Regions from separate parts of the Homo sapiens genome. Here all the other regions are linked to region 1. A link is an interaction called in ENCODE POLR2A ChIA-PET data of the cell type or tissue named here. Cell type or tissue: Panc1. All regions are shown on one strand.

What was found. ChIA-PET counts read pairs that join two places held together with the same protein. Peaks named below come from ENCODE experiments on the same cell type or tissue, not always from the same donor. Only the 100,000 strongest peaks of a DNase experiment are listed, where the experiment ranks them.
Region 2: POLR2A ChIA-PET joins it to region 1 with 9 read pairs; 16 of 35 experiments call an interaction of 5 or more read pairs at or near these places.
Region 3: POLR2A ChIA-PET joins it to region 1 with 5 read pairs; 18 of 35 experiments call an interaction of 5 or more read pairs at or near these places.

What each region holds. Positions count from the first base shown.
Region 1 is chr19:1,259,706-1,262,205 of GRCh38, forward strand. It overlaps LOC105372236 (a long non-coding RNA gene), which reads right to left. Exons shown (of 3, transcript XR_936233.3): 3 at 2,089-2,465. It also overlaps LOC107985303. Among named protein-coding and RNA genes, the nearest start is that of CIRBP, 8.4 kb to the right of the region's middle. RefSeq lists enhancers at 1-15, 1,666-1,895, 1,936-2,115, 2,206-2,500 and silencers at 456-1,375, 1,386-1,625. In Panc1, no CTCF peak of the experiment used is centred here; a DNase peak (open chromatin) is centred at 1,266; H3K4me3 peaks cover 1,986 bases; H3K27ac peaks cover 2,107 bases.
Region 2 is chr19:1,145,970-1,148,469 of GRCh38, forward strand. It overlaps SBNO2 (strawberry notch homolog 2), which reads right to left. Exons shown (of 32, transcript NM_014963.3): 4 at 1,340-1,451. Among named protein-coding and RNA genes, the nearest start is that of SBNO2, 27 kb to the right of the region's middle. RefSeq lists a silencer at 1,759-1,913 and an enhancer at 1,823-2,500. In Panc1, no CTCF peak of the experiment used is centred here; no DNase peak of the experiment used is centred here; H3K27ac peaks cover 1,177 bases.
Region 3 is chr19:995,792-998,291 of GRCh38, forward strand. No RefSeq gene overlaps it. Among named protein-coding and RNA genes, the nearest start is that of GRIN3B, 3.4 kb to the right of the region's middle. RefSeq lists an enhancer at 685-1,304. In Panc1, no CTCF peak of the experiment used is centred here; no DNase peak of the experiment used is centred here; H3K4me3 peaks cover 505 bases.

The sequences.
Region 1 (2,500 bases):
CTTCCCAGACCTGGCCTTCAGCTCCAAACCTCCCGGCCTTTGCCCCCTGTCTAGGAACACCCCTGGTCCGGCTGTCCCTTGCTGTCTGGGAACTTCCCCAGCCTGCGCCTTCCACCCCTGTCCACCCCGTCCCGCAGACCCCACCCTTCCCTCTCTCTGTCCCTAGCCTGGAGCTCCCCGTGAGCCTCACCAGGACTGAGTCCTCTCTGGGGTCCCACCTCCACCCATGTCCGGGCTGGGCAGAGATGAGGCAATAACACTATTTCATGTCTTTTTTTAAATTTTGTAACCTGTATTTCCTCAGGTAACAAGAGTTGCCTATGAGAAGTAATTGGGCTCCCATTTTATAGATGGGAGAACAGAGGCCCAAAGAGGAACATCACTTGGCCCAGAGGATTTGGGGTGTTTGTTCAATGATGTGACCTCCACCCCTTATCCCATCTCTAGGGGCCCCAGTACCGGGAGCCCCCAGGGGAAGGGGCACAGGTTCAGAGAGTGGCCTGGGAGCACCTTCCTGAGACCCCTCTGCCCCTCCCAACGCCCAGTCAACCCCAAATCATCGCACGCCCACGGCAGGAAGGCGGATGCCCAGTCAGGCGGCACCCACCCCCCGCCCCGTCCCTGGTGCGGATGTCCCCTCGGGGCTCAGGGTGGGGGTGCGGGTCACCGACGCCAGGCCTGGGGTCAAGGCGAGGGCCCCAGGGCGCCACCGCCCCCTCGCTGGGCGGGGTGGGAAGGAGGAAGGAGGATGTTGTCTGAAGCACCTGCTGAATCACAGGGGCTGTGTCTGTAGCCTGCAGGGTGGGGGGCGCGTCCCCTGCACTCCAGGACCCGCCCCTCGGGATGCCGACCCCCACCCCAGACTGGGGATCCCAGGGGTCAAGGCTGTGCCCTGGGGGCGTGGGGTGGGGTATGGAGCTCCAGGCTCAGAGCCCTGGCCTGGTAGGGTCAGCCCAACCAGGGGTGCAGCGGGCGGAGGGGCGGCAGGCGGAGGCCAAGTGTGCGTAGGGAAGCACGGAGAGGTAAACTGAGGCACAAAGAGGGCAGGGACCGCTGGGATCTCGCGGGGCGGGGTCGGCCCTGGATCGCTCCCTTCCCCCAACCATTGAGGAAAAAGCTGAATGGGAGGGGGCGGCCCCCGGAAACCCGCCGGGATGGAAACGCGGTTTCCAGGGCAACGCGCCGCGAAAGGAGCCTGACGTCACCCCGGGTAGGGCGCCCTGCCCGCCCCCGTCCGCGCGTCGCGCGGCCCAGGCCCCGCCCACCAGCGGGGAAGCCTCATTGGTGATCGCACCGCTCGCTCATCGGCGTGCCCCAGTAGCAGCGCGACGAAGCCTCCAGAAGGCGGGACTTCAGCCCGGCAGCGCCGAGTGCGCAGGCGCAAGCGCGGAGGCGCTGCAGCCCCGCCTCTCTCCCCGCGCGTCTGCAAAGTTGGGGGCGGGAGGCGCAGCCGAGGGTCTGACGGCTGCGGCGGGGCCTGGACGGAAGAGGGGGCGAGCCCCGGGGCGCCGCACGTGGACCCCCGGCACGGGCACGCTCACGTGCACCCGTCCTTTCACGCCAACGCGTTTCCTGCTGCCCCCACCCCTGCACCACTGCACGTCCCAGACCCCGGCCCAGCCTCCCCGCGGTCCCTAGGCTGGGGGAGCTCAGACAGGAGGCTAGGAGGAGGGGGACTTTGGGGCTGAGGCTTTGCCAAAGGAGCAGGAGTTTGCCAAGTGTTGTAGGAAGCGGGAAGGGTGCGCCAGGTAGGGGGCACGGCGTGTGCCAAGGCCCGGAAACGTGAAACCGAGTGCTTTTCGGGGGCAACCGGGAAGTCAGTTGGTGGAGAAAAATCAAAGATGGGAGGAAAGGCGAGGCTGACAAGGACCCTAAACGGTGATTCCCCAAGTCGGCCACTGGAGGGATGACTTGGGGGACCAGAGAGGAAGAGCAGGTGAGGGGGAGCGGCGGCCAGGACATCTGGGAGGTGGCTAGACCCGTGGCCTGGACTTTGGGGGGCGGTCGAGTTGGATCGATGATCGATGGGGACCCTGGCGGCCTCACCCTGGGGGAGGTAGAGACGAAAAAGGAACTACGGTGTGCCCGGAAGGTGGTGGCTTTAGGTCCACAGGGAGGTGGTTGGCAAGGCGGGGGTAACAGGGGGAAGGAGAAAATCTGAAATGCCGGTGTGAGCTCCGGGCCAAGAGAGTTGAGGACTCAGGAGGCAGGAATCCCCCGTGGCCGCCCGCTGCTTGGCTGTGGGCTCCAACTTGGTGTGTGCTCAGAGAAGGCAGTGGTTGGAGTGAACAGGGCCTGTGCCAGGTGGGGAGACTAGCCAAGGTGTTTGTGCAGCCTGGCCTCTGGAGCGGCCTGGGAAGAGCTGGAGTTCGCAGGGTGGGAGCTGCCCTGTGGCTGGGAGCCCGTGCTGGCGTCCCTGCCAGGCGGTGATCTCACAGGTGAGCGGTGCTTGGGGAGACGCGGAGCTGTGGGCGGGCAGGAGAAGGTCAGTGGAGGTCAT
Region 2 (2,500 bases), 110 kb before region 1:
AGGCCAAGGTGTCTCAGGGCCTTGCTCCCTCCCACAGCTCTGACCCACCTCTTCCAGCCCTGGGGCTCCAGGAGAAACTGACCTGTGGCCACACCGCCCCAGCCCCGGCCTCCAGCGTGGCGCCAGCTCCCAATCTCTCCTGTCTCTTCTGAGGACCCTTGTGCTGGATTTCAGAGCTACCTCATCTCATCTTGATCCCTACCCAATGACATCCAAAAAGACCCTACTTTCCAGGAAGGTCCCCTCACAGACTCTACTGGGGAGGCGGACTTGACGGACGCGGTCACCCCAGCACAGACTCAGGGTCCGGCTGGCTTTGCCCCGCTCTGCTACGGCCCTGAGTGGGGAAAACTGGGCCCGGGGTCCACCCGGCGAGCTGTTTGCAGGGCCTGGGTCTGGGTGAGCCCTGGGACCTGAATTGGCTCCATTCTGCTGCAGCCACACCTGACCGCTTCTCTCTGGATCTGGCCGGCTTGCGCCCATCCCCCCAACAGCTCTGAGGCCCAGGCAGATCTCACATGCCCATTACACAGGGGAAGCGGAGGCTTGGGGGAGCTGAGCACCAGGTGACCCTCGCTCCCCGGCAGGCCCTGGATGTGGTCCGGCCCAGCAGCAGCCCCTGGCCCCGGGTCCCACACGGAGGCTGTGGTATCCGAACCGTCCCAGGGAAGCCGATCTCTGTGGCACTGGGTGCTCCAGAGCTGCCGAGAGGAAGCTGGGGCACTGGGAACCCCTTGGGGAAGGCTGTGAGGGTGGGGGTGGGGTCCGCCTGATGCCGCAGTGGGAGGCTGTGAGGGTGGGGGTGGGGTCCGCCTGATGCCGAAGGGGGAGGCTGGGAGGGTGGGGGTGGGGTCCGCCTGATGCCGCAGTGGGAGGCTGGGAGCCTCCCCGCGACCCTGGGGAGAAGGAGGTGGAAAGTTCTGTTCCTTTGGTATGTGAGTTCCGTTTTCAGGTGGCTGCTAAGGGGTTGGGACTCCAATGTGCAGGGTGTCTGGACCCGCCTAGAGGGAGGGCCGTGGGGGCAAAGGCTGCCAAGGGCATCTCTCCCAGCACCGCCCTCCCCGCAACTCCCTCTGTGGCATTGCCCAGATGCTCGCAGGGACCCCAAGGGCTGGGCGGGGCTCACTGCTGACACGAAGGGCCAGTCACTGGCTCTTCCCCAAAACCAAGCCACATCTCTGGGCTCCTACTGCCCCACCGTAAACCCTGCGGCCGAGGGGCCAAGCCGAGGTCACTGAGTCCCAGGCAGGCCTGAGCGAGAGAGGTCGCAGGGCAGCTGGAGGGGCGGCCCAGACTCCACCCTGCCCCCCACGGCGCGGTGAGCTCCTGGGGCTCCTACCTGAGCAAAGTCGCAGGTCTTTGGTGGCAAGCTGGAGGCGGTGGCCACGGGGGCATAGCTGGTGTCTGGGCAGGGCTGGCTGCCGAGGAAGGAGGCGGAGCTCATGAACGGGCTGGAGGGAGATGGGGGGGGGGGAGGTGAGATGGGGTGCTCAACCCACTCCCTCAGTAACACACCTGCACCCCCATGGCCGCAGCCAGAGGCCCCTCGAGGCCCCACTGGAGTGTGCCCAGCCCGGCAGGACCCATGGCCCCGCTGCACATACAGAGGGGCCTCCAGGGGGGTGGTGGTCAAGCCTGGGGCTGCCCTCCCACCCCCACTGGACACAGCCCGGCAGAGCTCCTACGGAACAGCCGCCTGGTGGGCGGGGGGACATCCAGGGCCACCATCCCGCCCTCCCCGCTCCATCAGCAGGACTCGGCTAAGGGTTCATTCTGGCGATTCAGAACCCCAGCCTGGCCATCCCTCCCCCACACACAGGCCCCTTGACCCACACCTCACTCCCGCCTCGAAGGAGGAGAGCGCTACGGGCAGAAACCCAGGATCACCGTCCTCCAGGGAGGGCTCAGGTCGGAACCCCCCGCCCTGTCACCCTGAGGATGGCAAAGGACACAGCAAGGAGAAGGTCCTGGGGGCCCCCCGCCCAGGGGCGCCTCTCTCCAGATGATCCCAGGAGTAAAATGTGGCTGGCAGGGAGGCTTCTCTGCCCTTCCCCACTCCGGCCCCCTTGGCCAGCTCCTGCGCTTGGGAGAGGGGTGGCCGCCGTCCCCAGGGCCTCCTTCCCTCCCGCCAGGCTCCCCAGGCTCTCCCTCCAGAAGCTTCTCTCCAGCAGGGCTGGCAGCAGGTCCAGGTCTCTGCCCAGTGGGAGCCGGAGGCCTTGGGTTGGAGGCGGCCCTGGGCAGACCTGCTCCCAGGGCAGGGACCGCCTGGGGGCCACTCTCCTCCTGCATAGAAAGGTTTGCAAACACCAGCAGGAAAGAAGCATCCACTCCACTCCCGGGCCACAAACAGCTGCTCCACAATCTCCTGGAGTCTCCCAAGGCTCTGGCTATACCTGCTCCCAAGCCCTTTGCACAGCCTGCTCGACTGCTCGCCTGGCCAACTCCTACCCCCCCTGCAGAACCCAGCCCAGCTGCTGCCCTCTGTGGGAAAAGTGCCCTT
Region 3 (2,500 bases), 260 kb before region 1:
GTCCTGCCTGCGGGGAGCACGCGGATTTGGGGTGAGGCAGCTGGGGGGTCCCTTGGGGTTGGCTGATCTCCCTGGGTCTGTACCTACTGTTCCCCTGGAGCCATTCCCACGACCCCTGCCCCCCTCCGCATCACCACCCAAAGGCTCCCAAATTTCCCTCCCAGCACCAATCAGGACCCCCAACCACCAACTCAAGGGTATCGGCACAACCCTGTGGCTGGTGCCAGGGCGGGGTGAGGGTGCGCAGAGCCGTAGAGGGACAGCTGCCTGGGGCTCCCAGGGCCCGGACTCGGCTCCAGCCGCTGCAAGAGCCCAAGGTGAGCCAGGCACGAACATCCAGGTCACTTCGCAGCTGCCTGCACCACGCGGCCGTCCGGGGCTGAGGTCGGCTGCCCTCTCCGCAGGCTGCAGAACAGGGTTAGAGTTCACCGTGGGGCAGGGCCCGAAAATCGCCCGGTGGCCTCAGACAGGCGACACCTGGCCGGGTCGGACTCGACGTTCTTGTCTCCAGAAAGGGGTCGTCCCCCGGCGGGTCGGCTGGGAGCTGGGCGGGGGCGGCAGGAGCTCACGCCTCATTCCCTGCGTTTCCCTCCATGTGCCCCTGCACGCTGGGTCCTTGGACACAAGCCCCCTCGGTGCCTCTCCACGCCCGCTCCCGCACCGTCATCACCCTCTCGGCCCAGAGCTCCCAGACGTGCTCAGGCACCGCGGCTCCACCCTGCGTCGTAATTGCCGGTCTGGGTGCGATGGAAACAGTGGTGACGTCATCGTTCAGACCCCCCGCCCCCGGAGGCCCCACAGATTCTCAGAGGGACGGCGCCGGGACTGGGGAGGCCAAGGCGTTGACGAGCGGGGACGCCGGTGTGCACAGGTGACCTGGCGGCTGGCGGGGCTTGACTGTGCAGACCACAGTGAGGTGCGCTTGCGGGCGCCGGGACAGCTGCCAGCAAAGCTGAGAGCAGAAAACATCATGCGCGAGGAGGTGGGGAAGCCACAGCCTTCCCGTGCCCTGGTGCGGACATAAAATGGGGCATCCACTGTGAAAATAGTCTGGCAGGTTTTTTGTTTGTTTTTGTTTTTGTTTTTGTTTTTTTGAGACTGAGTCTCACTCTTTCCCCCAGGCTGGAGTGCAGTGGCCCGGTCTCCGTTCACTGCAACTTCTGCCTCCCGGGTTCATGCCATTCCCCTGCCTCAGCCTCCCAAGTAGCTGGGATTACAGGCGCCCACCACCACATCAGGCTAATTTTTGTATTTTTAGTAGAGACGGGGTTTCACCATGTTGGCCAGGCTGGTCTCGAGCTCCTGACCTCAGGTGATCCACCCGCCTCAGCCTCCCAAAGTGCTGGGATTACAGGCGTGAGCCACTGCACCTGGCCATTCTGTCAGGTTCTTAAAAAATTAAACAGCGTTAAGGTTGGACCCAGCGAGTCCACTTCTGGGTATATACCCAAGGGAATGAGGAGCAGGGTTTGGGAATGAGGAGCGGGGTTTGGGAATGAGGAGCGGGGTTTGGGAATGAGGAGCGGGGTTTTGAAATGATCCACACACCAAGCTCACAACAGCTCCATCCCCACAGCCAAAAAGTGGGGGAAGGCCAGGCGCCGTGGCTCACGCCTGTCATCCCAGCACTGTTGGAGGCCAAGGCCGGTAGACCACCTGAGGTCAGGAGACCAGCCCGGCCAACATGGTGAAACCCCATCTCTACTAAAGATACAAAAATTAGCCAGGTGTCGTGGCACGTGCCTGTAATCCCAGCTACTTGGGAGGCTTAAGGCAGAATTGCTTGAACCTGGGCGGTGGAGGTTGCAGTGAGCTGAGATTGCCCCCCTGCACTCCAGCCCAGGTGACAGAGCAAGACTCCGTCTCAAAAAAAAAAAAAAAAAAAAAAGTTGGGGAAACCAGGTGTCCATCAGCGGTTGGATGGGTCACCACAACACGAGTCCTCTGCACAGTGGAATATTATTCAGCCTTGTAAAAGAACGAGAAGGCTCAATGCAGTAGCTCACCCTGTATTCCAGCACTGTGGGAGCTGAGGCAGGATAATCGCTTGAGCACAGGAGTTTAAGACCAGCCTGGGCAACATCTCTACAAAACCCCATCTCTTCAAAAAATATAAATTTTAGCCAGGTGTGGTGTGCACCTGTGGTCCCCGCTACTTGGGAAATCAAGGCAGGAGGATCGCTTGAGCCCAGGAGGTTGAGGCTGCAGTGAGCTATGATCTCACTACTGCGCTCCAGTCTGGGCAACAGAGCGAGGTGCAGTCTCAAAATTAAAAAAATAAAATAAGTGAGGCTCAGACACAGGCCAGAGCATGGTTGCACCTTGAGGACATCACACTCAGTGAGAGACGCCAGACACAAAAGGACACGTCCTGTCTGATTCCACTCCTAGGAGGTCCCTAGAGTTGTCAGATTCACAGAGACGGAGAGGATAGGAGGCGTCAGGGCTGGGGAGGGGACGGGGAGTGAGTGTCCCCTGGGGACAGAGTTTCAGTTTGGGA